2 separate regions of the Homo sapiens genome follow, and region 1 is linked to region 2. Evidence: chromatin loops called from intact Hi-C (ENCODE). Cell type or tissue: gastrocnemius medialis. All regions are shown on one strand. Links, peaks and the distances in the headings refer to the core of each region. The heading gives the core; the rest is flanking DNA.

The links. A loop is a pair of places that touch in the nucleus more often than their neighbours do. Peaks named below come from ENCODE experiments on the same cell type or tissue, not always from the same donor. Only the 100,000 strongest peaks of a DNase experiment are listed, where the experiment ranks them.
Region 1: it touches region 2 in a loop (5-fold over the local background); 2 of 110 quality-filtered maps call a loop at or near these places.

The regions. Positions count from the first base shown.
Region 1 is chr6:170,515,222-170,530,470 of GRCh38, forward strand. No RefSeq gene overlaps it. Among named protein-coding and RNA genes, the nearest start is that of PSMB1, 30 kb to the right of the region's middle. In gastrocnemius medialis, for the core only: no CTCF peak of the experiment used is centred there; DNase peaks (open chromatin) are centred at 7,790, 8,450 and 9,100; H3K27ac peaks cover 6,312 bases.
Region 2 is chr6:170,035,948-170,051,196 of GRCh38, forward strand. No RefSeq gene overlaps it. Among named protein-coding and RNA genes, the nearest start is that of LINC01624, 230 kb to the right of the region's middle. RefSeq lists an enhancer at 1,271-2,004. In gastrocnemius medialis, for the core only: a CTCF peak has its summit at 7,549; DNase peaks (open chromatin) are centred at 6,316, 7,704 and 8,364; H3K27ac peaks cover 2,844 bases.

The DNA.
Region 1 (15,249 bases), core at 4,365-12,364, 480 kb after region 2:
AATGAGAGAAATAACATCTACCTATAAGGGAAAACAATTTGAATGATACGGAATTTCTCATCAGAAACCAGGGAGCCAGAAGGAAGTAACAACATTTTTCAAGTGCTCAAACAAAAGAATTGTCAACCCAGGATTATTTATTCAGAGAAAATATAAAGGTGAATGAAGGGGACTTGAAGATATTTTCAGATGAAAGAACAGTGTAAGAGAATTTGTTGCCAGCCGACCTCCTCTAAAATAATGGCTAAGGGAAGTTTTCTAAACAGATAAGAACTAATAAAAGAAAGAATCTTGGATCATGTTAACCTAAAGGAAAAAAACTGAGGCAAAATTAATATAAGTAGAGAGTTTATCTGGGCTGAAGCTGAGGACTGAAGCCCAGGAGACTCATGCAAGTTGCCTTGATCCATGCTCCAATTAACAGTAACTACAAGTGGTTTGTAAAAGCAAAAAAGAAGTGCAGTCCTTAAGTTGTTTACCAATAATTTACTTTGCTTTATTAAAATAACAAAAGTGATTGGTTGGCTATACATTTTTCTTTGTATCACAAATTCCATGAACATGAAGATTATGGATGAGAGTTACATTGTGCAACTTGTGGTAACATTTTAGGTAATTTATCAGCTAGCCTGGAAACTAGAAGAAAGGGAAAAAAAATCAAAATGCCTTTAAAAACTTGCCCCCAGGTATGGCTGCAGAGGACATGATTAGAGTCTCATGTTTATGTCTCTCTGCGTCTGATACATTTTCCATATCAGGCCAGGCATGGTGTTTCATGCCTATAATCCTAGCACTTTCGGAGGCTGAGGTGAGAGGGTCACTTGAGAATGGGAGTTCAAGACCGCCCTGGGCAACACAGTAAGATCAAGATCCTGTCTCCACGAAAGAAAGAAAAAAAGAAAAGAAGGAAAGATTGATTTAAAAATTACTTGACATGACGGTGCATGTCTGTAGTCCTGGTTACGCAGGAGGCTGGGGCAGGAGGACCACTTGAGCCCATGAGTTCAAGGCTGTAATAAGTTATGATCATGCCACTGTACTCCACTACAGTGTGGGTGACAGAGTAAGGCCCTGTCTCTCTCAAAAAAAAAATTCATATCTCACATTCCTCAGACGCTCTGAGACATGTTCTCAATCATTAGGAAAAAAGAAAGAACAAGGAAAATAGTAAAAATATAGATTAAAAAATACATTTTCCTTCTCCTCTTGAATATTCTAAATTATGTTTGATAGTTGAAGCAAAAATTATAACCCTAACTGATGTGGTTGTAAATACACATGGAGGAAATATTTCAGACAATTACATTAAACATATTATTAATATCAAATATTTATGATTATTAAATTATAAATGAGGAGGGTGAGGTGACATAAAGGAGGTCACCTTTTTTCCTACTTTTCACGGGAGCTGGTAAAATGCTAACACAGATAGACCGTGTTTTGTGTAATAAGTAGAAAAGCGATACCAAGAGATAAACTAAACAGTGCAATACATAAATCAAAGTGGAATTGTAAAACAAAAATATTCAAGAAATATATAGGAAGGTAGGGATAACAGAAAAACAAAACAGAGGGAAATAGCAGAAAATTTAAAAAAAGATGGCAACTTCAGACCTAATGTATCAACAATTTCATTAAATGTAAGTGCTCTAAATAAACCAGTTAAAAGGAAGAGATTGGCAGAGTGAATTAAAGCATGACCCAAATATACACTGTTTATAAGAAACTCACTTCAAATACAATGATACAGGGAGATTGAAAGTAAAAGGATGCTTGTGCTTGCCATTGGTGGACCTGTAGGCAGACCTGCCCAGTCCAGGCCTGCCCACTGTGGCCCCCATTCCACCCCCTAGGGCTGAGCAGGGAGCTCAGACCACTGTGCAATCCAGAATCACCCCATTGCCTGAGGCAACGGTAAGCTTCGGCCACTAAAGAAGGATCAAGTATAGACCCAGCCACGTTGGCTGCTGCTGGCTCTTACCTATAAGTGCCATCTACTGGATTGTAGGTCGAACTGCACAGCCCAATATAAAAGCTGAAAGAAGTGCACAGGGCTATAGAAATAAAGCCAAAAGACCCTACCCAGCATTCTCTACAGTTGCACCCCTAGGGAGGGGGTAAAGGGAAAAGGAAAGAAAACTAATAATACTACTATAGTAAAAGAAAGAAAAAGATAAGAATCCTGGATGAAAATATTCACAAAAATTAGAAGTGTCAACATCTCCAGATGAGAAGGAACCAGCACAAGAATTATGACACCATGAAAAATTTGAATATAGTGATTCCACCAAAGAATTGAACTAGCTTTCCAGCAATGATCTATAACCAAAATGGAAACTCAAAAATGACACATAAAGAATTCAAAGCATGGATTGCAAGGAAGCTGAATGAAATCTAAGACAAGGTTGAAAATCAACACAAAGAAACTTTCAAAGCAATCCACGAAATGAAGAAAGAGACAAACATCTTCCAAAGGGGGAAATCAATTAGACCTTCTGGAATTGAAAACTCACTTAAGAAATTTTAAAAATACAATTGAAAGTTTTATCAATAGACTGGACCAAGCAGAAGAAAGAATTGCAGAGCTTGAAGACCAGTCTTTTGAACTAACCCAGTCATACGAAAATAAAGAAAAGAGAATTTTTAAAGATGAACAACATCTTCAAGAACTAAGAGATTATGCAAATAGACCAAACTTATAAACTATTGGCATTCCTGAGAGAGGATAAAAAGTAAATAATCTGGAAAACATATTTGAGGGAATCATTCAAGAAAATTTCCGTATTCTTGCTGGAGAAGTAGACATGCAGATACAAGAAATCCAGAGAACACCTGTGAGAGACTATACAAAACAAATATCACCAAGGCATAGAGAGTCATGAGACTGTCCAAGGTCAACTCTAAAGAAAAAATCTTAAAGATAGCTACAGAAAAAAGTCAAATCACATACAATGGGAACACTATCAAGCTAACAGTGGACTTTTCGGCAGAAACCTCACAAGCCAGGAGAGATTGGGGGCCTATTTTCAGGATTCTTAAAGAAAAGAAAGTCCAACCAAGAATTTCATATCCCACCAAACTCAGCTAAAAGAAATAAAATATTTTCCCAACCAGCAAGTGCTAAGAGAATTCATTACCGCTAAACCAGACTTACAAGAGATCCTTAAAGGAGGTCTAAACATGGAAGCAATAGAATGATACTGGCTACCACAAAAGCACACTGAAGTACACAGCCTACAGATCCTACAGAGCACCCACACAATAGAAACTACAAAGCAACCAGCTAAGAACTTCACAACATGATTAAAACCTCATATATTAATATTCGTGTTGAATGTAAATGGTCTAAACACCCACTCAAAAGACACAGAGTGGAAAGTTGGATTAAAAAACAAGACCCATCTATCTGCTATCTTCAAGAGACCCATCTCACATGTAACAACACCCATAGGATCAAAGTACAGGGTTAGAGAAAAACCTACCATGCAAATGGAAAACAAAAAAGATTAGGGATCACTATTCTTATATCAGATAAAGTAGACCTTAAGCCAAACAGTAAAAAAGAACAAAGAAGGGCCATTACATAATGATAAAGAGTTCAATTCAACAGGATTCATAAAACAAGTACTTCTAGACAGCCACACAATAATAGTGGGGGACTTCAACACCCCACTATCAGCATTAGACAGATCATAGAGGCAGAAAACTAACCAAGAAATTCTGGACTTAAATACAACACCTGACCAATTGGACCTAATAGACATCTACAGAATACACCTATCAACCCACAATATACATTCTTTTCATCTTGCACACCAAACATACTGCAAGATCAACTATATTCTTGGCCATAAAGCAAGTCTCAATAAATTCAAAAAAATCAAAATTATACCAACCATACACACAGACCACAGTAGAATAAAAATAGAAGTCAATACTAAGAAGACCTCTCAAAGCCACACAATTGCATAGAAATCAAACAACTCTATCCTGAATGACTCTTGGGTAAACAATGAAATTAAGGCAAACACCAGAAAAGTCTTTGAAATAAATAAAAGCAGAGACACAACATACTAAAATCTCTGGGATGTAGCAAAAGCAGTGTTAAGACGAATATTTGCAGTGCTAAACGTCTACCTCAAAAAGTTAGAAAGATCTCAAATTAACAATTTAACATGACACCTAGAGGAACTATAAAAACAAGAACAAACTAACCCCAATGCTAGAAGAAGAAAAGAAATAACTAGAATCAGAGAAGAACAGGATGAAATTGAGACCGAAATATCCATACAAAGAGTCAACTAAACCAAAAGTTTGTTGTTTGAAAGGATAAACAAGACTGATAGACCACTAGCTAGGTTAACAAAGAAAAAAGGAGAGAAGATCCAAATAGGCACAATCAGAAATGACAAAGGTGACGTTACACAACCAATCCCACAGAAATACAAAAGATCCTCAGAGACTATTATGAATACCTCTATGCACACAAGCTAGAAAATCTAGAAAAAAAAATAGATAAATTCCTGGAAACACAAAATCTCTTAAGATCGAATCAGGGAGAAATTGAAACCCTGAACAGACCAATATTAAGTTCCAAAATTGAATCCATAATTTTAAAACCTATCAAACAAAAAAGCCCCAGACCAGATGGATTCACAGCTGAATTCTACCAGATGTGCAAAGGAGAGCTAGTACCAATTCTACTGAAAGTGTTCCCAAAAATCTAGGAGGAGGGACTTCTCCCTAACTCATTCTACAAAGTTAGTATCACTCTGATACCAAAACCTAATAAAGACACATCAACAACAAAAAAAATAAAACTGCAGGCCAATATCCCCGATGAACATACGTGCAAAAATTCTCAACAAAATACTAGCAAACTGAATCCAACAGCACATCGAAAAGTTAACTCATCATGATTAATTAGGCTTTATTCCTGGGAGGCAAGATTGGTTCAACACACACAAATCAATAAATCTGATTCACCACATAAACAGAATTAGAAACAAAAACCATATGATCATCTCCACAGACACAGAAAAAGCTTTCAATAAAATCCAACATCCCTTCATGATAAAAACCCGCAAGAAACTAGGTATCAAAGGAACACCCTTCAAAATAACAAGAGCTGTCTATGATAAACCCACAGCTAACAACACACTGAATAGCCAAAAAACTAGAACCATTCCCCTTGAGAACTGGAACAAGATAAGGATGCTCACTCTCACCACTCCTATTCAGCATAGTACTGGAAGTGGTAGCCAAAGCTGTCAGGCAAGAGAAAAAAATAAAAGACATACAAATAGGAAAAAAAGAAGTCAAATTATCTCTCTTAGCAGATGATATGTTTCTATACCTAGAAAACCCTAAATACTCCACCAAAAGGCTCCTAGAATTGATAAACAATTTCAGTAAGGTTGTAGAATACAAAGTCAATGTATAAAAATCAGTAGCATTTTTATACACCAATAACATTCAAGCTGAGAACCAAATCAAGAACATGATCTCATTTACAACAGCCACAAAGAAAATAAAATACCTAGGAATACATCTAACTAGGAGGTGAAAGATCTCTACAAGAAGAACTACAAAACACTGCTGAAAGGAATCATAGATGATACAAACAAATGGAAAAACATTCCCTACCCATGGACTGGAAGAATCAGTATCATTAATCTGGCCATACTGCCCAAAGTAATCTACAGATTCAATGCTATTCCTATCAAACTACCAATGTCATTTTTCAAATAACTAGAAAAAACTACTGTAAGATTCATATGGAACAAAAAAAAATCCAAATAGCCAAAGCAATATTAAGCAAGAAGAACACAGCCAGAGGCATCACATTATCCGACTTCAAACTATACTATAATACTACAGTAGCCAAAATAACTTGGCACTGGTACAAAAACAGACACATAGACTAATGGAACAGAATACAGAACCCAGAAATAAAGCCACACACCTACAGCCATCTGATCTTCAACAAAGTCAACAAAAATAAGCAATGGGGAAAGGGCTCTCTAAACAATAAATGGTGCTGGGTTCGCTGTCTAGTCATACACAGAAGAATGAAACTGGATTCCTACCTTTCACCGTATACAAAAATTAGTTCATGTGGATTAAAGATTTAAATGTAAGACCTCAAACTGTTAAGAATCCTAGAAGAAAACCTAGGAAAAACCATTCTAGACATTAGCCTTAGGAAAGAACTTGTAATTCAGTCCTCAAAAGCAATTTCAACAAAAACAAAAATTGACAAGTGGGACATAATTAAAGGGCTTCTGCACAGCAAAAGAAACTATCAACAGAGTAAACAGACAACCTACGGAATGGGAGAAAATATTCAAAAAACACACATCTGACAAAGGTCTAATATCCAGAACCTACAAGGAACTTAAACAAATGAACAAGCAAAAAACAACCCCATTAAAAAATGGGCAAAAGACATGAAAAGACGCTCCTCAAAAGAAGACAGACATGCAGCCAACAAACGCAAAAAAATGCTCCATATCACTAATCATCAGAGAAATGCAAATCAAAACCACAATGAGATACCATCTCACACCAGTCAAAATGGCTATTACTAAACAGTCAAAAAACAACAGATGCTGTGATGCTGTGGAGAAAAAGGAATAATTATACACTGTTGGTGGGAAGGTTAATTAGTTCAGCCACTATAGAAAGCAGTTTGAAGAGTTCTTGAAAAAGTTAAAACAGCACTACAATTTGGCCCAGCAATCCCACTACTGGGTATATATCCAAATGAAAACAATTCATTCTACCAAAAAGACACATGCACTGGGCACAGTGGCCCACGCCTGTAATCCCAGCACGTTGGGAGGCCGAAGTTGGAGGATGACCTGAGGTTGGGAGTTTGAGACCAGCCTGACCAACATGGAGAAACCTTGTCTCTACTAAAAATACAAAATTAGCCAGGTGTGGTAGCGCATGCTTGTAATCCCAGCTACTCAGGAGGCTGAGGCAGAAGAATTGCTTGAACCCAGGAGGCAGAGTTTGCACATCATTGCACTCCAGCCTGGGCAACAAGAGCGAAACTCTGTCTCAAAAAGAAAAAAAGACATGCACACACACATTCATCACAGCACTACTGACAATAGCAAAGACATGGAATCAACCTAGGTGCCTATCAACAGTGGATTAGATAAAGAAAATGTGGTACATATACACTATGGAATACTATGCAGTCATAAGAAATGGAAATGGACAGAGAAAAAGAAGGCGGGGGACGGGATCAGAGGCAGCTTCACAGAGAGGCACACTTGAGTCAAAACTTGACTCACGTTTGAAAGATGAATGTGAGTTTCCAGGCATATGGGAGCTAGGGGTGCATGGAGGGGTTGTGGGTCCCCGCTGGGAAAATAGCCTGTAAGGCATAACAGGAATAACTGTGATTCACTGAGGACGTACTGTGTTAGGCACTGGAACAAGAGCTTTACAAACATTATCTCATGTACTCTTCACTGGGTGCCTATGAGGAAGGTACTATCATCCACATTTCATAAGTGAGGGAGCAAGGCCTACGGACTTCCACTAACTGCCTGAGGCCACACAGACAGGAAGAGATGGGGTAGGCCTGATTCTCTGTCTTTTGGATTCCAGAGCCTACAACCACTTCAGTATCTTTGGGCAACGATAAGCAACTTGCTGTTGCCAGAAAAGTGAGGGTCAGAGACCCTTAAAAGTGAGGGGAGGTGACCAGCCTCTGACAGTACACGTAGCAGAGGAGCTTGGCTGCCTCCCGTAGGCTGTGGTGGAGCACAGCGGCCTGAGTAGCATGGGGAGAAGCCTAACCTGCCTTTCCATTGCTCACTCTGGCAGCCTGTGAGTGCGCAGCCCCGGACAGGAGCCCATCCCAGGGACTGGCTGCACAGCTGTTCTGCAAAAGTAAAGAAACCACGTCTCCTCAGTCCTTACACCTGACTTCTTGTAAATGTCCAGTTCTTGTTAGGTTTTCTAACATATCGCCCCTGGACTCCTGTTCTAACCTGATGTCTTATAAACATTCAGGGCTCCTTGGAAAACCCAGGGTTTCTCTGAGGCCCCAAGTCATCCACCTGCTGAGTGAGCCCTGCTCAGATGCATTCTGGAGGGAAAAATCACATAAATTCCCTTCCAATCTATAACTCTTCTTAAAGTCTTCCTTAATGCAATCCTCGGGGACACACACTTGACACGGCTGTACTTCTCTAAAGGAAGGGAGAATCGCTGTGGCCTAGCCCAGGCCATCTGCCACACTTGCATAGAATGTTTTTCCTATGGAAGCTTATTTTGGAATATAATCACAGAGGAAATTGAGATAAACAGGCTTTTCCTTTTCTGGACAATTCTTAGAGATAAAATCTACTGCAGAAGGCAAGACACTTAACTTCTGCCCAGAAACTGATGTCACGTGGTTAACGTGTGGTGGCCACATCAACTGAAGCCGACAGTGACACCGAGTCAGCATCCTGGGTGCAGCTGCCACCCTGTCACTCTCATCACATTCCACCATTCCCAGGCCACAGAGGCAAGAGGATACTCTCAAAACTTAGAGATAGCTTTAGTTTTAGGAAAATAGGACGGAAAAATATCTTATGCCTCAGAATAATAGGTGGAATTCAATTGCTCTTCAAGGCAGCACAAGCATAATGTCCAAATAGGCTTACAAAGGCTTTCCCTAGATTGTGGGTGATTGATCTGTGGCAGGCTATTAAGGGAAGTTCAGGATGGCCAGGCTATTTTGAGGCTGATATCTTGGAGAACCCTCTCTCTCTCCTGCAAACCACTCCCTTGGCATCACTCTCAGAGACAAGCTGCTGGCCTGTGCAGCCCACACCCTGACTCAGGGTGGCATTTTTCTCAAGCCCTCTCCTTTTAAGGCCATCAGGGATCTGAGCCCCCATGGGTAGGGAACAGGCCAGGCAGCTGGAGCGTACAAGAGTCACCACTACGAATAGCTTGACTCTGAAGTTTCTAAAAGGGAACCTGGACCACCTGAGCCTCCCCAGAAGACGCCTCAGTCACATTTACCCTGCTGCTGCCATTAGTATCAGGCAGAGCCATCTGTACACGCGGGAACATGAAGGGCACTTTGCAAGACTTCAGCTGGTGGGTTAAATGTGGCTCACAGCTGTCGCTGAGGCACACTCCCCAAAATAGTCTCAACACAGCAGTAGGAAAGATGACACAGAGGTGACTGAGACTAATAGCAATACAGTATTACTATTATCCCTTGAATAAAGTATGTAAATCAAGGTGTTAACCATCAGGAGCAGAGAAAAGAGAGTGTTAAGTATAGGGGCTTAGCTGTAAAAAGAATCAGAAGAAAAAGAAAAAAAAACCCTCAGTTAAAGGGCTAGATAGTCTAGAAAATTTGTTAGGTATTTATATTATTAACACAGAGCAGGGTAACACGATAGAATAGAAACCTGTTACAAACAGGCAACAACAACAACAAAATAGACAACAACCCTAGAAGAAAAATGCCTTGAAGGAAAAGCTGGAATACTGTGAGAGACTTACCAGTGGCCTGTCTGCGTGTAACTAACTCCTCATCCCGACTTGGTCACGCAAAGGACAGGTGACCATACCTCCAGGAAGGTGGAAAGGGGCCCTACATGAGTGAGAGGCTCAAGTCCTGCCCAAGTGGAATCTGTGATTCTGTGATCTAAAGAAAGTTTGTGGCTATTTTTAGAAACTAAAGTTTATCTCATATTGACACAAACTCAAAAATCAATGATACTTTGAGATATGTCATATCACAAAAAAGATTTCTCCTCTAGTACATTATCATTTAACCAATACAAACAGGTCTGGGCCAGGTGCTGTGGTTCATGCCTATAAACCCAGCACTTTGAGAGGCTGAGGGGGGTGGATCCCTAGAGCCCAGGAGTTTCAGGCCAGCCTGGGCAACATGGTGAAACTCTGTCTCTACCAAAAGTACAAAAATTAGCCAGGTATAGTGGCACACACCTGTAGTTCCAGCTACTAAGGAGGCTAAGGTGAGAGGACCACTGAGCCCAGGGACGTAGAGACTACGGTGAGACATGATTATACCACTGCACTCCAGCCTGGGCAACAGAGGGAGACCTTCTCTCAAAAAGAAAAGAAAAGAAAAAGAAACAGGTCTAATTTGTTCATCTAAGCAATGATAAGATTTATATGAACATAAGTTGCTTTATTGATGAAAAATTGAACATAATCTAATCAAGCCTCTAAATTTAACTGCCAATTTATAGGAAAAGACAGGACAGAACCTACAGGAATGCAATCATTTATATCTAGAATGTGGAAGATTCTGCATGACAAACGACTTGGATTCTTCAACATGTAAATTTCAAGGAAAGAGAGAGAGAGAGAGATAAAAAGGCTTGTTTCCAGATTTGAATGACATGTTAATAGACATTTATGAGACAATCAAGGAAATTTGAACATGGACTGCATATTGAATGTTGAGGGATTATAGTTAATTTTTAAAGGTACAATTGTGATACTGTGATTATATTTTTAAATGCGATCATTATCTTTTAGGAGCACTAAAATATTTACTAATAAAATTATAGGATTTACTTCAAAATAAACAACGATAATAAGATTACCATGAATAGTGGTGGGTGAAATATACAAGGGGCTTATTTGACATTTCCATAATAAAAAACACGAATGAATAACAAAGCATTATAGAAATTCAAGTAAAAAATAGCTCGTGCTTAGTAATAAATCAAAGCGTGCTGGACACTTTAAATAATAAACAAAGATAAGATCTTGCCCTCTAGAAAACAGCTCTAATTCAGGACAGACTTGCTCACATCAGATGGAAGAGTCAGAATGAGATGTGCTGAGTAGAAGGTAGAACGGTCGCTAGCAGAGGGTGGGAAGGTGGTATGTGTGGGGGAGAGGAGAAAGAGAGGTTGATTAATGGGTACAAACAGACAGTTAGATGGAAGGAGTGAGATCTGTTGTTCGACAGTAGAGTAGGGTGACTACAGTTAACAACAATATTTGCATATTTCAAAATAGCTAGAAGACAGGACTTGGAATGTTCCCAACACATAGAAAGGTGATGAACTCAAGGTGCTGAACACCCCAAATACCCTGACTTGATCATTATGCAATAACAAAATATCACATGTACCCTGTAAATATGTACAAATACTACATATCAATTTAAAAATTTTCACACAAGAATGAGATGTGCTGATGCATGTGGAGGCCCTAGCTCCAGACTGGGTGTAAACTTCAAGCCACTGAAGATCTTATTTCCAAGGTTTTTCTACTTTGAAATTCCAAACTTATTTTTCTAGCAGATTTATAAGGGACACGGGACAACATAAACTTGTTAAAGTGACAAGAGAAAGTAAATATGCCCTTAAATTTATACCAAATCTTCTGACAAGTCTTGACTGATAATTGTTTCCTTCAAATTTGTGAAAAACATGAGAGAAAACGTGTTTGTATCTCATTTTTAAGTGTGGACACTTGGCATTGCTCACGGCTTCCAACGGAATAAAATAGGGCTTAGTTGTTTTCCATTAGCTTTTTCCTTTGTGTGTGTGTGTGTGTGTGTGTGTGTGTGTGTGTGTTGTGTGTACATATTGGCTCTAAGCATTTATTAGCCCAATAATTTTTAGTGAAACTCTCCACTTCTCAATATCTTTTGCCGTATTAGATTTTTGTAACATGTGCTAAAGGTTAAAACACCTTTTCCCCTTCATGAAGCCTGAGAGAAGTCGGTTTTCTGGGTTTTCTCAAGACAACCCAGAGGTTTTGTATACGTCTGTCTAAAAAGTCTCAGATTTTTCTTGCTAATTGTGCACCTTCATAATCAAGCAGACAAATCAGAATATTATTTTGGTGAGGCCATCATCTAAACTAACAGTCTTTATGTACAGAAGCAGCACTGACCGGGTTCATACTCCTCAGTTAGCAAGTCAACATCTTCCTCCTGCCAGCAACCCATCCCAGAATATCTGTGGCTTATTAATACTTATGAAAACAACAGTCTTCATTATTTACTAATTAGGAGATGATCAGATGTATCTATTGATAGCAACAGGCTATTTAAAAGTGAAATAATCTATCAAACAGATTTTTTATCAACTCAAAGTTTCCAGTTAGATATTTTTCATTAAATTGATTGCTAGATTGCAGCCACAATCAAACTTAAGTATTATAAGAAGTTTGGTTGGTCTTTTAAAATCATGCAAAAATTCAAGGGGTGCTATTAAATATAGAATTCCAAATGTATAAAGTCTTGTCCTAAAATGGTCAATAAAATGAACCAGTCCACTGGTTCATTTATAGGGGGCCAGTCCACTACATTAATTTGGATGTTCTTCGTCTGCATTTTCATGTTTTCACACACCTGCAGTCATTGTGTACAATTCTGGACTCTTGATTTTCATTTAGCATTCTGCGTTAATATTCTGACATGTTGCTGCCAGGTCTTCATGGCCACCACTTTTAATGGCCAGAAAATATTTCATGTAGTGAACATTTCATAAATTACTTAACCATGTCCCAATTATTGGTTATTTAAGGAATTTAAAACTAAAACACCACTCTTGTGACAAAGTTCTGATGTATCCAGATGTACTCATGCCAAGTCGTCCATCAATAGTTCTGCTAAACCCTGTCAGAGCCCTTTTCTGAAGGGAACCAGGAAACATCTCACAACAAGAAGCTTAAGGCCTCTACAAAATGACTTCAGGGTTAGGATTTCAATTTCACTCTGAGGCACATACAGGAACCACTAGGTTATTTGGCTTAGAATGGAGGGAAGTGTCATTTTGTTTCTGTTCGGCCTGCAGGAAGCTCCTTCCCAGGCCCTGCATTGCCAATTGAACAATTGAACAATTCTCATTGTTCAATTCCCACCTATGAGTGAGAACATGCATTGTTTGGTTTCCTGTCCTTGCGATAGTTTACTGAGAATGATGGTTTCCAGCTTCATCCATGTCCCTACGAAGGACATGAACTCATCATTTTTTATGGCTGCATAGTATTCCATGGTGTATATGTGCCACATTTTCTTAATCCAGTCTATCACTGATGGACATTTGGGTTGGTTCCAAGTCTTTGCTATTGTGAATAGTACCGCAATAAACATACGTGTGCATGTGTCTTTATAGTGCCTAGAACATAATAGGAGCTCCAGAAATACTGTTGAAAAAATGAATAAATTGAGCACACTAAGTGTCTGAATAAAATACCCTGACCATACCCCTAAATAAACAACATAAATAAGCAAATTTCAATTTCTCGGAAAAGTTATATTTTAGTGTCCAATGCTCTTGTTATGCAGTAATGGCATCTTTGATTATTCATATTCGTTAGAGCTTCCAGAAAGGAGTATTGCAAATCACACGGGCCTCTGACTCTCATGACCAAATCCCCCTGTCACTGTCCTTGTTCTCTGATCCTTCCTCTGGGCCCTCGGAAATGCTGGTCTCCATCAAATTGCTGTAAACAGTTTTCAGAAAAAGTTCTCTTTGGGAAGTTTCAAGAGAAAACCACAAATTTCCTGGAAATGCTTCATGCTTCATGACATTTAAGGCTTTCAGAGCCTTGAACTTCAGGAGCAAGATAGCTGGTAGGTCTTCTGGAGGTCTTGCCTAACCTGAGAAGGTCCCAGAGAATTTGTGCATAGAACCTCCCAGGAAGCAGTAAGACAGGCTGGTGCAGTCCCACAGGATGAGAAAGGTAAGAGCTTACCAATGTCTCCAGTTTTGTAAATGAATGTTCTTAGCATTTTTGGTGAGGAGAAAAAAATATCAAACCCATCACAGACAGATCAGCAGTCTCTTGACCTAGGTCACTCAAGGGGTTCTCAACAATCAATTCTAAAATGCAAGTGAAAAATGTCAATATAAGGCTAGACACAGGGGCTCATGCCTGTAATTCCAACACTTTGGAAGGCCAAGGCAGACCTAGAACTTTGTAAATCTGAGATTTTGCTCCATGACTTTGTGGATACTTTCTACTAATACCACCTACACAAAATCTTCAACCAAGAATCTTAATTGCATTTATCAACTTGTGTCCTTAGATCATAACATTTAGATTCATTTGAAAGAAATTTATTGAAGTAAAAGAAATAAGAAGAACTTGATAGCACAAAACAAAGAAAACCCAGAAAGAGAGAGAGAGAGAGAAGCAGAAAAACTAAACACTGAAACCCAGAGAGAGAGAGAGAAGTAGAAAAACTAAACACTGAGTCTTAATCTGTTCTGCCACTAGTCAGCAGCCTGCACAGAGCACTTTAATGTATTCTCTGTCCATTAGTTTCCTTGTTTATGAAAGTATATAGCTCCAAAAAAATTCTGTGTTCTGATTTTTGTCTCTCCAAACCACAACCAGTCCCCTGCTCCCTTCTCTCCTCCTCCTCCTCCTTCTTCTTCTTTCTCTCTCTCTCCCTGTCTCTCTCTCTCTCTCTCTCTCTCCCCCTTTCCCTCTCCCCCACCCACCCACCTCCCAACCCCTGCATACACCTAGGACACCTCCAGCATAGGTTACTACCAATTTTGCACACCTCCAGCATAGGTTACTACCAATTTTGCTGGGTTTATCTCCTTCTGTCCTTTCCGCTTTGATCTGAGGAATAGCTGAGATTTAGGACAGCAACAAGGTGTACCTCCTTCCAGGTTATAAAACAGGATTAATGATTAGGCTCAAGGCCCCTTCCTAGTCACTCAGTAAAGTCTGTGCACTGGAAAACTGTGGTAGCAGTTTTCTGAGCATTAGAAAACTGTGGTTCTCACAGAGGCTGGATGAGTCAACACTGCCATCTGGCGGCCTCTTGGAGGGTGATGTGGAGCCTGGCTTTCATTGAAGAATGAAGGTCCCTTGATTTCCTGACCCTCAGCCAACTCTCCAGCAGCTTCTCACTGCAGAAGAGGTCAGGCCATTGGTCAGCTTGAGGACAAAGTGGGAGGATCACACTTTCGATCACCTATACTTTCTAACAATCAGCCCTGTGGACATCTGCTCACGCCCCATGCTGTTTTTAAAATATTTTCCCATTATAGAAATATTTTTCAAAGATGATTCACAAGCTCCAGGAGCCATTCAGACAAGGGAGAGCAAATTGGCAGCTAAACTCATTCAAGAGTGGAGCAGATGCACATGAAGCTCTGTCTGGCGGAGGAGGCACAAGACACCGAGCCTGGCTGGGAGGGTGCTCATGACAAGAGTGGGGCCACAGGCCTCTCCTTTCATTGGACATAGTGGCCATACAAAGTGGCTGCC
Region 2 (15,249 bases), core at 4,522-12,521:
AAATCTAGGCAGGAGCTCCCAAGCCTCAACTCTTGCCCTCTGCACACCCACAGGCTTAACACCACGTGGAAGCTGCCAAGGCTTACAGCTTGCGCCTTCTGGAGCAGCTGCCTGAGATGTATCTGGGGCCTTTTTAGCCATGGCTGGAGCTGGAGCAGCTGGGACACAAGGAGCAGTGTCCCAAGTCTGCGCAGGGTGGTGGGGTCCTGGGCCTGGCCCGCAAAATCATTCTTCCCTCCTAGGCCTCTGAGTCTGTGATGAGAGGAGCTGCACTGAAGTTCTCTGAAATGCCTTTGAGGCATATTCTCCATTGTCTTGGCTATCAACATTTGGCTCTTGTTTACTTATGCAAATTTCTGCAAGCCAGCTTGAATTCCTTCCCAGAAAATGGGTTTTTCTTTTCTACCACATGGCAGGGCTGCAAATTTTCCAAAATTTTATGCTTTGCTTTCCCTTTAAATTTAAGTTCCAATTTCAGATCGTTTCTTTGTTTATGCAAATGAGCATAGGCTTTTAGAAGCAGCCAGGCCAAATCTTGAACACTTTGCTGTTTAGAAATTTCATCTGCCAGACACCCTAAATCATCTCTCTCAAGTTTAAAGTTCCACAGATCCCTAGAGCAGGCACACAATGCCTCCAGCCTCTTTGCTAAAGCATAGCAAGAGTGACCTTTACTCCAGTTCCCAACAAGTTCCTCATCTCCATCTGAGATCTCCTCAGCCTGGACTTCATTTTCCATATGACTATCAGCATTCTGATCACAATAATTTAACATGTCTCTAGGAAGTTCCAAACTTTCCCTCATCTTCCTGTCTTCTTCTGAGCCCTCCACACTCTTCCAACCTCGGCCCTTTACCCAGCTCCAAAGCAGCTTCCACATTCCAGGGATCTTTATAGCAATGCCCCGCTCCTGGTACCAATTTTCTGTATCATTGCATTCTCCCATTGTTATAAAGAACTGCCTTATAAGGGTGACTTATAAGGAAAATAAGGAAAAGAGGTTTAATTGTCTCATAGTTTCACAGGCTGTACAGGCTTCTGCTTCCGAGGAGGCCTCAGGAAACTCACGATTGGGCAGAAGGCAAAGGGGAAGGTGTCATGACTCCTGTGGCCAGAGCGGGACACAAGAGGCAGCAAAGGGTGAGGTGCCACACCCCTTTAAATAACCAGCGAGAACTCACTATCATGAGAACAGCAAGGGGGAAATCTGCCCCCGTGATCCAGTCCCCTCCCGCCAGGCCCTCCTCCCACACTGGGGATGACAATTCAACACGAGATTTGGGCAGGACACAAATCCAGACCATATCACACACCTTGCTCCTCTAACACACAGGCAAAAACATCAGTCCCTTCCAGAACTTCTGAAGGTTCACAAAACACCCTGGGGAAACGTGTGCCTGTTTAATTTTTGTTAGAGTTTAACTCTGATGTTGAAATGCAAGCATTTTGAGTGTGAGGTGAGGGAACACTTGGAAATTTTCTCAGTCGGCCCCATGTGCTCTGGGACACTCAAAATCTCCCAGGCATCTCCACCAAGAGACCCAGCCCCACAGGATCCTCTGCTAAGAGTAGAGGATTATCCCTCCCCTCTGCCAGAGCAGCAGTGAATCACCTTTCAGGTGTTCGGGGTCAAGCCATTTTCACCATGACTACCTGCCAGAGCCTGAGGGTCCCAGCAGGACATCCCAGCTCCTGACCTGGCCCAGGACCTGCAGCCTCTGCCCAGACACACCTCCCAGGGCCCAGAACCAGCAGCCCCAACCTGGACCTGCTTCCCAGGGCCCAGGACCAGCAGCCCCCACCCAGACACGCTCTCAGAGGCCGCTCCAATCACACCCACGTCTCAGCTCTTACTAAGGCTCAGTTTCAGTTTTGCAATGCTTCTCATGTGCCTATCCCCCAAGCCTTTTCAATCTGCTAATTTTCCAGCAAATGAGACATGACAAAAAGTCTTGTTTATCTTAGCTAAATATCTCAATTAAAACACTCCATTCTGAAAGCATGACGTGGCATTTGGCACCTTCGTGGTAGCACAAAACAGCTGGCGAGATGCTCTGTGCTCCGAATGTCCACCAAGAGTCAGCTTCCGGACACTTCTGGACCCTCCCACACTGTCACAGGGGAGGGTGTGGGGGTATGGGTGCTCGAGTTATCCTCGTGTGAACCAGACGCCAGTGAGGGATGGGGACAACCACGGTGCCCTCAGCGCTGGCCATGGGTGCTTCCCACCGAGGGCCCTGAGGACAACATGGACATTCTGCTGTCCTGGGCACCTGGCACACCTGCATGTCCTTCTAGAGACCAGGGGTTTGGCTCCACCCCACTAGTTCAAATGTGAAAGCAGAAAGCTCTGCATGTCTCTGCTTAGAAACTTGCTGAAAGATAAAGGTCAGTGTTAAGCACCTTCTCTGTGTGAGACAGAAACAAGGAGGATCCCTGCCCTCAGGGCTGCTGGGGGGAGGTCCTGTTAGGAGGATGAGTGCTACAGTAACTGCTGTGTTCCCTGGGATGACGGCTGCAGTGGGGGCGAAGGTCAGATTCATGATGAGCACTTGGGTCCTGCTTCCCAGCTGTGCTGGGGGATGTGCACGGACACCACCCTGATGACCAGGAAAGCCCGGCCCAAGCTCACCTCTGACTGTGGACAGTGCGAGCTCTCAGATCTGTGCGTGGCAGAGGGCTGGTCCTCGTGGCCTCCAACCTGGGAAAATTTTACATAGACGTTACACTCCTGAAAATAAGTTGGCAAGTTATCCTGTAGCAAATGTTCTGAAAGAGTGAAGAAGTCTTTTATAAAACATGATACCACAAGCCAATGTTCTTTTTCACAAAAACCCAAATGCTTTCTTCCCATCCCAGAGGATCTGGATGGACTCAGCGGGTCTGAGGGGGGCTCAGTTCACTGGACGTCTACAAACCCCTGGGGGTTATTCCCACGTGCACACCAAGTGGAACCAGGAAGTAAACACTCTGGCTCACGGCCTGTGCATCTGGTGTGCATGAATCAGGAGGCCGACCCTCGGAAAGGTATGAGGGAGCCCACCTCCAGTCACCACCCCAGCCAGGCTCTGGGAAGAAGTCATTCCGTTTCTAGCTGACGTGCAAACTCTTCTGAACGATGTCAGACACATTCTTTATTTTCTGTTTACCTTTGTACTTTTAACTAATTTTAGTCTTACAGTAGAGTCACAAAAATAACAGCTCTTCCTGACACACCATATCCAACTTCCCTGAGTTAGCCCCTTAGCCCCAGCACGACTGCCAGAACCAGGACACTCACACAGTGCTATTCATGAAACGCAGACTTCAGATAAACCTCATGGTGTTTCCACATGGGCCCGGCTTCTGCTCCAGGGTCCATCAGGGTGGTCCCCTGCGTCCAGTTGCCTGTGGCCGTGGCTGCTCCCTTGTCTTTCGAACCTTGACACGTTGGAAGACTTGATCAGTTATTTTGCCAACTATCTGGTCTGTCCAATTGGACTGAAGTGAGGCACTATCGGCAAGAATGCCACAGAGGTGATGCCGAGTCCCTGCTGGGCGCGATGTCCCTGCTGTCCCTCCATGTCCCTGCTGTCCCACCATGTCCCTGCTGGCCCACCGTGTCCCTGCTGTCCCTCCATGTCCCTGCTGTCCCACTGTGTCCCCGCTGTCCCTCCGTGTCCCCGCTGGCTGTGTCCCCGCTGGCCCACCGTGTCCCTGCTGTCCCACCATGTCCCTGCTGTCCCACTGTGTCCCTGCTGTCCCTCCGTGTCCCTGCTGTCCCACCGTGTCCCTGCTGTCCCACCGTGTCCCTGCTGTCCCACCATGTCCCTGCTGTCCCACTGTGTCCCCGCTGTCCCTCCGTGTCCCTGCTGTCCCACCGTGTCCCTGCTGTCCCACCATGTCCCTGCTGGTGCACCGTGTCCCTGCTGTCCCACCGTGTCCCTGCTGTCCCTCTGTGTCCCTGCTGTCCCTCTGAGTCCGTGCTGGCCCACCGTGTCCTTGCTGTTCCTATGTGTTCTTGCTGGTCCACCATGTCCTTGCTGGGGCACTGTGTCTGGGGCTTACGAAGTACTAGTGGTCACCACTGGCTGTGGGCCTCCATCACTGGGGGAACAATGCTACCACTGCTTGCCCACTGTGAGGTTACAAAGTGATTCTCCTTTTTGAATAATAAATATCTTCTTAGCTAACTGCCTATCACATATGTCCATATTCAAGATTTGAAAAATCAAATTATCATCTCCCCAGGAATCAAAACATCCCCATTCCCTTCCACCCCCTGCAGAAAGACGGTTTCATCGGGAGTCTGTTAGAGCCAGGTGGGGAAGGGTGGCCGCCGGAATGTCCCAAGCCTGGCCTTGAGCTTCGGACCATCTGCCAGGAGTGACTGCCCGGGTGCTCAGGAACACCACTGTGAACTTAGAGGTTGAAGTCCTTGAGAAACCAGGCGTCTATAAATAAATATGTAAGTTAAAATATTGATTAAACTTCCATTTTTATAGAGTACCCAAGCACGCGACAGGAAGGAAAGTTTACTGGGAGGATCAGATCCCTGTTTAAGGGAAGAGGCCGTGGAGTTGTCCTCGATCCCAGGAGAAGACAGTCACACACTGTGCTTCTAAGAAAGAACTGGTCCCACCATAGGCGTGTGGCTGCCACAGATCCACGTCCAAGCAGAAGTCACAGCTGTTCAGAAAAGAAAGGCAAAAGGAAGAAAGACATCTCTGTTTGAAAAGTGTAAACCAAAAACAAAACTCTGAGGCCCTCCAGTCATCTGAATGGACTTCCTCCTCAGCCAGGGCTCTTAAAATGTAACCTGAGAGGTGGGTTCAGGCCATGACGGGAAGCGGGGGTCACACACGTCTCATTGTACCCCTCACTAACAGCAGCACAGACTTTGACAACAACATTTTGCACCCTATTCTGTCTGCAGCCTCCTAGCTAAAGCTTCATCTGCATGACAAAACCTTGCTCTCCACACCGTTATCTTAACCCAGACGTTCCTTTCTGCTGCATCTCAGGTCTTTGGACAAACTCAACCCATTGTCAACCAGAAAACCTTTAAATTTACCTGACACCTGGAAGCCTCCCCTCCCTGCCAGCTTTGCGTTGTCCACCTTTCTGGACCAAGCCACTCACCAATGTACTTCTCAAATGTCTTGGATTGGTGTCTTATGGCTCCCTAAAGTGTATAAATCCAAGCTGTCCCCCGACCACCTTGGCACATGTTCTCAGGACCTCCAGAGGGCTGTGTCACAGGCCATGGTCACTCATATCTGGCTCAGAATAAATCTCTTCAAATATTTTCTAGCGTTTGACTCTTTTTGTGCACAATAGCAAAGGCTACAAGTTTCTTTCTTTGCTCTGATTAATCAGCCCAGAGCCTCCTCTCTTGCCACCAGTGAAATTTAAAATGAACGAAGGTGTTTTACTGATGGGGTCTGTGCAGACCCAGTAGGCAGGGGGGTCCACTTTCCTGCTAGCTGTCCCTAGCGTCGTTGGCCAGGTGCAGAGGGGTCTGTCATTCTCCTACCAAAAATTTCACCCGTGCATGTGGGGCCTTTTGTAACACAGGATCTCAGGTCCCACTGCAGGTACAGGAATCAAAACCATCATTCCAGCCAGGCTCAAGGTAAATCCTGTGCCCAGGAAGGTGTGAGAAGCATTTCTCTGCGCCAGGAGCCCTCAAACTTTTCCTGTAACAGCCCAGAAAGTGAATACTTCAGGCCTTGCCGGCCACACTACTCCACTCTGCCACTGTGACATGAAAACCACCCGGGACAGTTTGTGATCAGAAGAGCAGGGCTATATTCTAATAAACTTTACTTGATTTGGCTCAGTTCAGCCCAGTTTGCCATAGGTGGGCAGCATCTTGGCTGGCAAGATGATAACGAAGCACCCCAGCTCTGAGCCACCCACATCTCACGTCAAATGGTAAGCCCCAGTGTTGCAGGTGGGGTCTGGTGGGAGGTGATTGGATTATTGGGCGGATTTCTCTCCTGTGCTGCTCTCGTGATGGTGAATGAGGGCTTGTGAGATTTAATTGTTTATAAAAGTGTGTGGCACCTCCACCACCCCTACCCCATCATCTCTAATCCTCCTCCTCTGGGCATGTGAGACATGCCTGCTTCCCCGTTGCCTTCTGCCTTCTGCCATGCCTGTAAGTTTCCTGAGACCTCCCCGGCCATGTTTCCTGTACAGCCTGCAGAACCATGAGCCAACGAAATCCCTTCTCTTTATAAATTACCCAGCCTCTAGACATTTATAAAGAGTGCAAGAACAGATTAATACACTTACAGACTTGTGGCAGGACAGGTGTGACCCTGGGCCAGTTTTCAGCCCCTGCTCAAGGTCAGTTACTGTCTGGAAACAGCCCCGTTTCCCTTGCAGATTCAGAAGGGAAAGGTCATGTTTCTAAACATGGAATAGGACATGGCGATTGTTGAGTCACACTGGAGAATTTGATTTGAATATAATTGGTTCACAAAACACTAGAAGCTAATGGATGCAAGAGTGTGGCCATAGTAATGATTTCAGGATGTCTTCCCAACAGCCCCGAGTGACAGATGTGTTATCATTTCCTTTTTATTCAGACAAGAACATTGAGGCTTGAAAAAGGTAAATTACTTACTCAAATTCCATGTTTAATAAGTAGGACTGGGATTTAAACCTAAGAGCTAACAGCAAAGCATTTTAGACCGTAAAGTATAAGAATAAGCGTGAATGCGATTCTCAGCCCAGTGTAAGACCAGGTATCGCCGGATGAGAGACGGCCACTCCTGGGAACAGTGGTGAAGCTGAAAGAGCCAGTCCTTCAAGGTGGATCCTGAGTGGCTAAAATAGAGCCCAGCGGCCGTTTGCTGTCTATAGGTCATACAAACACAGAGTCCCCCCAAAACCGCACCCTTGCACCTGGGATACTTTCTGGGCTCACCTGAACCAACCAATCAGAGCTCACCTGATCCAACCAATCAGAGCTCACCCAATCCAACCAATCGGAGCTCACTGGCTTTGGCCAAATCAAGACCCGACTGTTATCAACTAATCAGAACTCAGCTGCCTTGACCAATCAGAACTAAGCAAGTTTGAATCCTTCATTTGGATACACAGACCTGACTGAGACCTGGGTGGGAGCTTTTGCTATAAAACCGGAACGTTCCCTTTGTTCTCCAGGTACATTTGTTTACACCAAAGGCTGCATCTTCCCGGTTTGCAAACTGTGCACTGGAGTCTCCTTCTTCCAAACTCCTTTTCAGAGGATGTGTTTACTCTGTATTTATAACTTCAGGAGCGCAATCGCAGCCACGGTTTCTCTTGTTAGTGCTACATTACTTTGATTTTATAATCAGCCAAAATATTGTGATAAAAAAATCCCCTTTTCATAATCTGCGAATTTTAGACGTCACGTGGTATGACTCAAAGTCATACCCATTTCTTCCCAAGAAGAAAATTTACTCAAAATCCATAAAAGATTTGGCTCGGTTCGGCTCAGTTGGCCACAGGCAGGTAGCCTGTTGGCTGGAGGAACAGAAACGAACGACCCCCACTCTGAGCCGGCCTCAGAGACTTGTGGTCTAGCCGAATGCTCCCTGTAGAGGGAGATGGCTGTTTGTGTGTCCTTGGTGCAGGGATGGCAGAACAATCTGACGTCCGTTATTAACACATTTGTCATATCAGCCACCTCTTTAAACGGGTGTCCCAGAGTAACAAGATCCAGAAAAATGCCAGCAGTCTAGTTGGAACACAGGGTCCCACTGGCTGAGATACTGGCTGTCCTCAAGTGAGGACAGGCGCTATCAGGGACTGCAGCCACAGCATCCACATGTCAGGAATCAAAGGCCACCGTTTTCTCCGGCGTTTACATTCAGGCACGGTCCCCCTCGCCCCAGATCACATCTTCAGAGTCTCAACAGCCCAGCCACTGAAGAATTGCTGCAGCCCTGCATAACCTCATACCTGTCTGGTACGGATCCACTAGACTAAAGGCTGAGGTGGAAGAGGCTTTTGTGTCCCTCGGTGCAGGACAGACTTGTCCCTGCAGAGAAGTATTTACAATGAGGGCAGAGCTGGGGTGTGAAGGACCCTCCACACGGGGCTGCTCCCTTCTCCCTGCAACGCCACACAGGAGGCGGTCTCCACAGTGCCTCATCCCAAATGGCAGTGTCTAAGTTTGAACACTGTGTGGCCCTAACAGCACTGCCTGCGTCAGTGGCTGAACAGTCAGTTTTGAGGCAGGTGGGCCGTCTTTCACACAGGTAAGAATAGATGGGGAGACAGCATTGATGTGGCCCAGACCTATGACCTGTGAGAGAGCCTGGATCTCCACTGGCCAGTTACCCAAAGGAGGTACAAGTGAATGTGCCCACCAGGGGCTGTGACACATCAGGTGTAAAGTTGTTATCACTATGCCTGGCATGTAACAGGCTCAGAAAACACTGACCATTATTTTGCAAGAAAACAAGTAGCTCAAAATAGCCACAGTGATGATGAATTGGCAGCACTGCCTTCATTTCAGGATAAGGAAGCCGCCTGGAGGTGCACACCCAGACTGTACTGGGAAAGGAGGGTCCCTGAGCTCGGATCTGCACACCACTAACCAGCCCTTTGTGCAGGAGCCCTTGAGCTGTGGCCCTGGCTCACACCAGGTAAGAGAAAATATCTGTGGTCCTAACTAAACACAGCCAAACTTGGATGCCAGAGCCTACTGCCAGATGCATGTCCCCAGCTGAAAGGTGGCCACTGTGGCTAAGTGAGAGGGCTGGTTCACATTCCACAGAGCCTGTGCTCACAGTACCTGCATCCATGAAGCTGTGTCCACGGATCCCCATGTTTCAGGGACCTATGCTCCAGGGAGCCGGCAAATTGGAGACCCACGTTCCACAGAGCCTGTGCTCACGGCACCTGCATCCATGAAGCTGTGTCCACGGATCCTCACGTTTCAGGGACCTGGGCTTCAGGGAGCCAGCAAATGGGAGGCCCACATTCCACAGAGCCTGTGTTCATGGCACCTGCATCCACGAAGCTGTGTCCACGGAGCCCCATGTTTCAGGGACCTGTGCTCCAGGGAGCCTGCACATGGGAGGCCTATGTTCCACAGAGCCTGTGTTCACAGCACCTGCATCCATGAAGCTGTGTCCACGGAGCCCCAAGTTCCAGGACCTGTGCTCCAGGGAACCTACACATGGGAGACCCCCGTTCCACAGAGCCCACATTCCCTCTCTCCTCCATCACTTCTTCCTGGTCCTCGAAGCGTTTCTTTCAGGTCTGCCTGGTACTGCGGCTGCTTCTGAGGACTTTGGACCTGTGGGCTTCTCTGTCTCAGTGGGACCTTTGTCATCCCTGCTGGTCTAGTGGGAAAGCACCCTGAGCACGGCTGGCAAGCCAGCAAAATGAAGAAATGTGTGTGGTGCTGTCTGGCCAACTCCAGACTCCCAGCACTGCAAAGTCAGGAACTCGAAGTGACACAGAATCTCCGGTGGCATCAAGTGGCAGAGGCAGGTGGAGTTTGGCTGAGTTGTTACCTTGGTCTTTGTGATGCTTTGTGACCAGGGTCTGCTCTCTGGTGCCTTAATCCCAGGACAGCAAAAGAAGAAGGCAATCCTAGATCAACGTCTCTTGGCTTTTCTGGCCTGGCACCCAGAGTTCAGTTTCTTAAACTCTGCCTAACACACAGGTCGGCAGCACTTCCCACAGAACTGGACTCCCAGTTATGGCCGGGACTTTGGCAAGGACACACTCATTCATGAGCATCAAGAGTGATACCCATCCACGACCCTGAGGGCCTGCTGGTGCAAGACCCAAACTCAACATTTTCAGTGTGGCCTCCGCCTGCTCTTGGTCACCTGACCAGGTTTCTGTTCCTGAGCCCTGTGGATGGTTCAGACGTCCCCATCCACATGAGGGTCATGTGATGCGGCTTTAATTTCCACCTGGCAACCCTGGAAGCCCACGTGTGTCTCAGGAATGCATGGCTTCCATCTCCTCTACAGCCACAGGCAACAGGTCTACCTAGGGCATGTGTGGGCAGCACAGGGTGCATGGTCACCTGCAGTGGATGGTGTGGGCGGCACGGGGTGCGTGGTCTCCTGCGGTGGATGGTGTGGGCGGCACGGGGTGCGTGGTCTCCTGCGGTGGGTGGTGTGGGCGGCACGGGGTGCGTGGTCTCCTGCGGTGGGTGGTGTGGGCGGCACGGGGTGCGTGGTCGCCTGTGGTGGGTGGTGTGGGCGGCACGGGGTGCGTGGTCGCCTGTGGTGGGTGTGCGGGGCCTTCTGTGAGGCAGGACAGGCTCTACATGCACTTCGGCTTCTTGGCAGATCTGAGCGAATGAGAACTGCCCTGGGCTTCACTCCCGTTTAACTTTGCATGAAGAAGAATGTTCTCCACTCTGACTTTAAGCCAAGTGCTTGTCTAAGTGCTTCTCTGACAGGGAGACAACACTCCTTCCCCGGAGCCTTCCACTGGGCCTGGACATCTCCCGTCTCTGGGCTCTGAGTTAACTTTGTGATGCCAGCTCTTTGTGGGGTGTGCGCACGGCTGCAGGTGAGGAGACCTGTGAGAGTCGGAAGCCAGCTGCCACCCCAAATGATAAGCACATTGTAGCTGTCTCTGCATGGCTTCGTTGCATGAGGAAAGTCACTACTGTCAATGCAGGGCTGCTGGTCTCCACCTCGGAACGTGGCAGTGCACAATCCATCACTGCCCTGTGTTCGCAGGTCACAGAGAAAAGAAATGCTTTCTCTATTCCTTCTCGCAGTTAGTATTTTGTGATTATAGAAAAACTGTGCGTAGTTGGAAGTAGGGAAGGGAAGGAGGGAGGGAGGAAGAAAAACAGAAAGAAAATAAACCAAAAGAAAAAGAAGGAAGAAACCACCGTATTTTCAGTTTGCTTCGAATTATTAAAGTGGCTCAGGGAAAAAACTTTAATCTGAAAATAGTGGCCAACACGAGACAGGACGCCGATTGCTGCGTGAGTAAGAGGAAGCACCGCAGACCACCGCCGACGAAATTCTGGATTTTTTGAGGAGGGATTTCCTGAAGCGGGTGTTGAATATGGGCATGAAGCCACGAGGCTGAATCTAGATGTATGTTTCACGTTTCTCACAAGAGCTGATGTTGGTTTTTGATTGCAAAAGATGCCCATTGCAGAAAAACAAAAACATATGTGTCATGAGGAGCCTCAGAAACCTCCCCAAGCCCTCCACACAGAAGTGATTGTGAGTGCCGCTCCAGACCTCGCCCTATGGGATCTATAGGACCTGTAGACCTATAGCTGCCTGTATGATCCTGTGGGTACAATCTCCTAATGTAGGTGAGTGTGTGGTCTTTATAACACAGAAGTACATGCGAGCCTCAGGGGCTGCTTTTTATTGACAGTTCATGATAATAATAGCACACAGTGCATGTGGGGCATGGGGTGAGGGCTGGGTATTTACTGACTGTCCTGTGAGGTGGTGTGATTTCTGTCCCCACTTGGCCAATGAGGGCCTGCGGCACAGAGGGGTTACCAGCTCTCCTAAGGCCAACAGAGTTGATGGAGGGCTGGCTCCTGAACCACACCAGCCTGATGCAGGGGACTCAGCATTTTCACGACCCCATATTATCATATCAATGTGCCATAATTTATTTAGATCTTTCCCTTTGTTGTTTCAATTTTTCCCTCTTAATGAACAGCTCATAGCCAAATTTTTGTGTACCTCATTATTTCCTTACACCCTCCCCAACTCCTCACTCTACGGTGACTCCACTGGGCAAAAACTTGCACACTTTAAGAATTTGGAAAATGTGTTGACAAATTACATCCTAGAGAGGGGGGCTCCAATCCCAGCCGAAGCAGATGGAGAGGCCCGCCCACGTCTTTGCTAACCATGGGAATATTTTTCCTAAAGGAAAAGCTTTGCCAGTTTGGTAGCTGCTGTGATTTGAATGATGACGGCCCTTCTGAAATTCAGGTTGAAACTTAATCTCCAAAGCAACAATATTAAAAGGTGTGGCTTTGGGAGGCCCCACCCTCATGACTGGGATCAGTGCCCTCACAGAAGGACTGGAGGTTGAAGGGAGCGTGTAACTGAGCACCTAGCAAGAAGGCCCTCACCAGACACCAGTGCCGCCACCTTGGACTTCCCCATCTCCAGAACACTAGGAAATAGCTTCTGGTTCTTTATAAATTACCCAGGCTCAGATATTTTGTTATAGCAGCAGGAACAGACTAAGACAGTAGATAAGAACTGTCCTTTCCGCTCTAACATTCCGGCCATCTTTGAGAACAGGCTCTGCGTGTCCTGCCCAAGGACAGGCATGATTTCAATCCTTTCCCAAAGAAACTGCCAGCAATGTGACCCGTAAGGCAGTAAGTTTATGCAATTAAAATTTTGACCTGATTTCTTCATTAACAGTCTGAGTTTGGCTGGGCTGTAAAGCTGAGCAAAGGTTTAAGACAGAGCTCGGGCTTCTGGTCTTTCTCTTACAGGTGTACATTTAATACCAGGGCTCTGCCAGGGCTTCTAGAAAGAGCCTAGGGTGAGGAGGAAGCTCAGGGAGCTTGTGCTCCCAGAAGAGCTGCATCACAGAAGTGGAGATGGGGGCCGCACATTGGCCATGAGTACCCACGGATTGCAGTAGCCCCACTGAGGCCCCTTAAGGTGATAAAGACGAATTACAACCAAAGACTCTGGGGACTGGTCCCGGTGGTGGACCTTCGGTGTCCTCGGGGAGCACGGTGGGGGCAGGTCCTGGGGGCCAGTGTGGGCTCTCTGTGCTCACACTTGGGAAGGAGCAGAGCAGGCCCTGAGACACTGCCACAGCCTCCCTCCTCCTTCCAAAAAGAGGAAGAGACTGTGATGTTCCAGCTCTGCCCGTGTGACTCAACCAGGGCTGCGGCCGACTGCGTGACCACCAGGAAGAGGCTGTTTACATCTTCGGGAATCCCACATCTGGCCAGGCTCAGCTCAGGGTGGAGGGTCCCCTGAGCACTGGGGATGACTGGAAGCCTGCAGTCCCAAGCTAGGTGGCCTGGCCCGGAGCTCCTGAGATTTGGGCATCAGAGTGGCCGAGTTGCTCAAACAGGTTCCTGTACATCTGTGAGTCTCCGTTTTCTTCTCTGTGAAATGGGGACAATAAAACCACCTACTTTATTGAGTCATCGCAAGCTGGAAGAGGGTGATGTGTGTAAAGAGATTAACCCAGTATCTAGTACCTCTAAAGTGCTTAACAAATGACACCTATCACAGTGATTTTAACTGGCTTATTTCTCCATAAAATGAACGCGGAATCCGTCCATGGCCTCGTTCTCAGAATGCAATTTCATCCCCACCAAACTGAAAACTCTTCAACAGCAGCAGCGCCTCCCTCCACACCATGTTCCTCCTCCTTGATTTCTAGACCCAGATGCAGGTTGAGGTGGGCAATGGGGTCGCGCTTATCCTCACTCCTCGTCATCACCAGAGAGGTGGTGACCTTCCGGGGACCCCCATAGACAGGCTTGGTCTGGCTCTGCTTCCCAGGAATTCCCTCAGTGGTTTTGTGTTTCTTTCTTTCTTTCTTTCTTTTGACTCATTCTTTCCCGTCAGTGGGGCTCGGTGTTTGCTGGATGAGAGCGTGTTCTGTCGGCAGGTGGCATCCAGTTCTACGGGGTCCTCTGTGGATGCTAGGGTGCCCGGGAACCAGCAGTTCCACGTTGCATTTTCCTGGATGTCCGAGCAGAGCACCCGGGTCAGGCGAGTTCCCAGAAGCTCCTTGCCTTCTCTTCCCTGCATCAGGAAGGCTGGGGAGGGCGGCTCTGGATCCTGAGGGGAAGCCACTCGGATCTCCTGCAGCTGCTCAAGACCACGGCACTGTGACTGTGCTTGCCCATCTGGAAAGCCTCAGGCGTGCAGGAGCTTGGCTGGGCTCCACATTTGGACACAGAACCTGCTCCATCTGAGCTCGTGGCTCTTGGTCAGCCCAGGCTCAGGGAGCCTCTCGACGGGGTGGAATTTTGGGTTTCACCCACTTGGCTGATGCTTCCTGCCCTGTGTAATTGAATCAATCCTTTACGTAAATGCTGTTTCGTAACTGCCCGGGCTTTTCAGGGCCTCTGGGCCCTGGCTGAAAACCTAACTCAGCTCCTGCCTGGGAGGCTTTGCGCGGCAGGCCTGGCTGGTGGGAGGGTTTGGTGCCAGAGGCATCCGTCGGGTGAGGAGCAGGACCTCCCACGGTGAACATGGTGGCCACGTCCCCGCAGAGCCCAGCCTACTGAGCTGTCCAGTGAACCCTTGTGCACTTAAGCTAAAACACGCAGCCGTGCCCCCAGGAGGCCGCTTAACACAGAGCAATAGCCGGGTCCTCGACGATCCAGCTGCAGAGACATCACCAATCCCAGTCTCCCTGGTTCCCGCGTCAGCCTCGCCCTGCCCTGGGCCACGGCTGCACAGCACGTGCCTCCTCACCAACACCACGCGTCACACTCTGCAAGCCCCCGGCCCCTCCACGTGCGAAAGGGGGCTGCTCCTCAGGGTTCTTTGGGCTGTAAGGGTCCCGCCGTCCCCCAGTTTTTGTTGGACATCTGTGAAGCCCAGCCTTTCCAAGCAGATGCTGTCCCTCCGCTCCAGCCAGTTCCTCCAGATGAGGCCAATGTGTTCCCAAGCATGTCGGGTCACATTTCCTGTGTGTTTTGGTCCTGCAAGCAGGACTCTCATGAAAATGGCAGAAAGGTCGTCAAACAGCTCCCCTCTTCGCCGCGGCCGTCACAGATGGAGCTGGAGGCACACGCATGTGTATGGCACAAATGGCCACATTTGGTTCTGAGAAGCCATCGCAGAAACTCAAGGGCTGAGGAAGCCAGGCCCTGGCATTAGATCTGATGCATGAGGGAGAGGCTCAGCAAAGCAGAGGATGAGTCCCGAGGCCTCGTTTCCTCCAGAAAACCCATCCCTCCTGCCTGCACCCTCCAGGCTGCTGAACACACCTGCCCATGACCGCCTGCCCCGGCACTGCCTCGCCGCCCCTCCTCAAGTCTCTCCTTCCTGAGGCATAATTTCTGCTTTAGCACAGGGTGGCCCATGGGGCCCTGCTGGAGTCTATGTCCGGGAGGGAGCAGACCTCATGTCCGTTTCCCACACACCCTGCAAGCACCCATCAAGGCATCCAGCTGTAACCTGGTACCGAATAAATGCTCGACTCCTTCAGAATCCATGTTTACTAGGGGGTTAGGTATAAAATAATCGCAGGTAATAATCTCATAGAGTCAAAACTGCCCTTGAGAATTCCTTAAGAGCCACCAATCACAGCCTC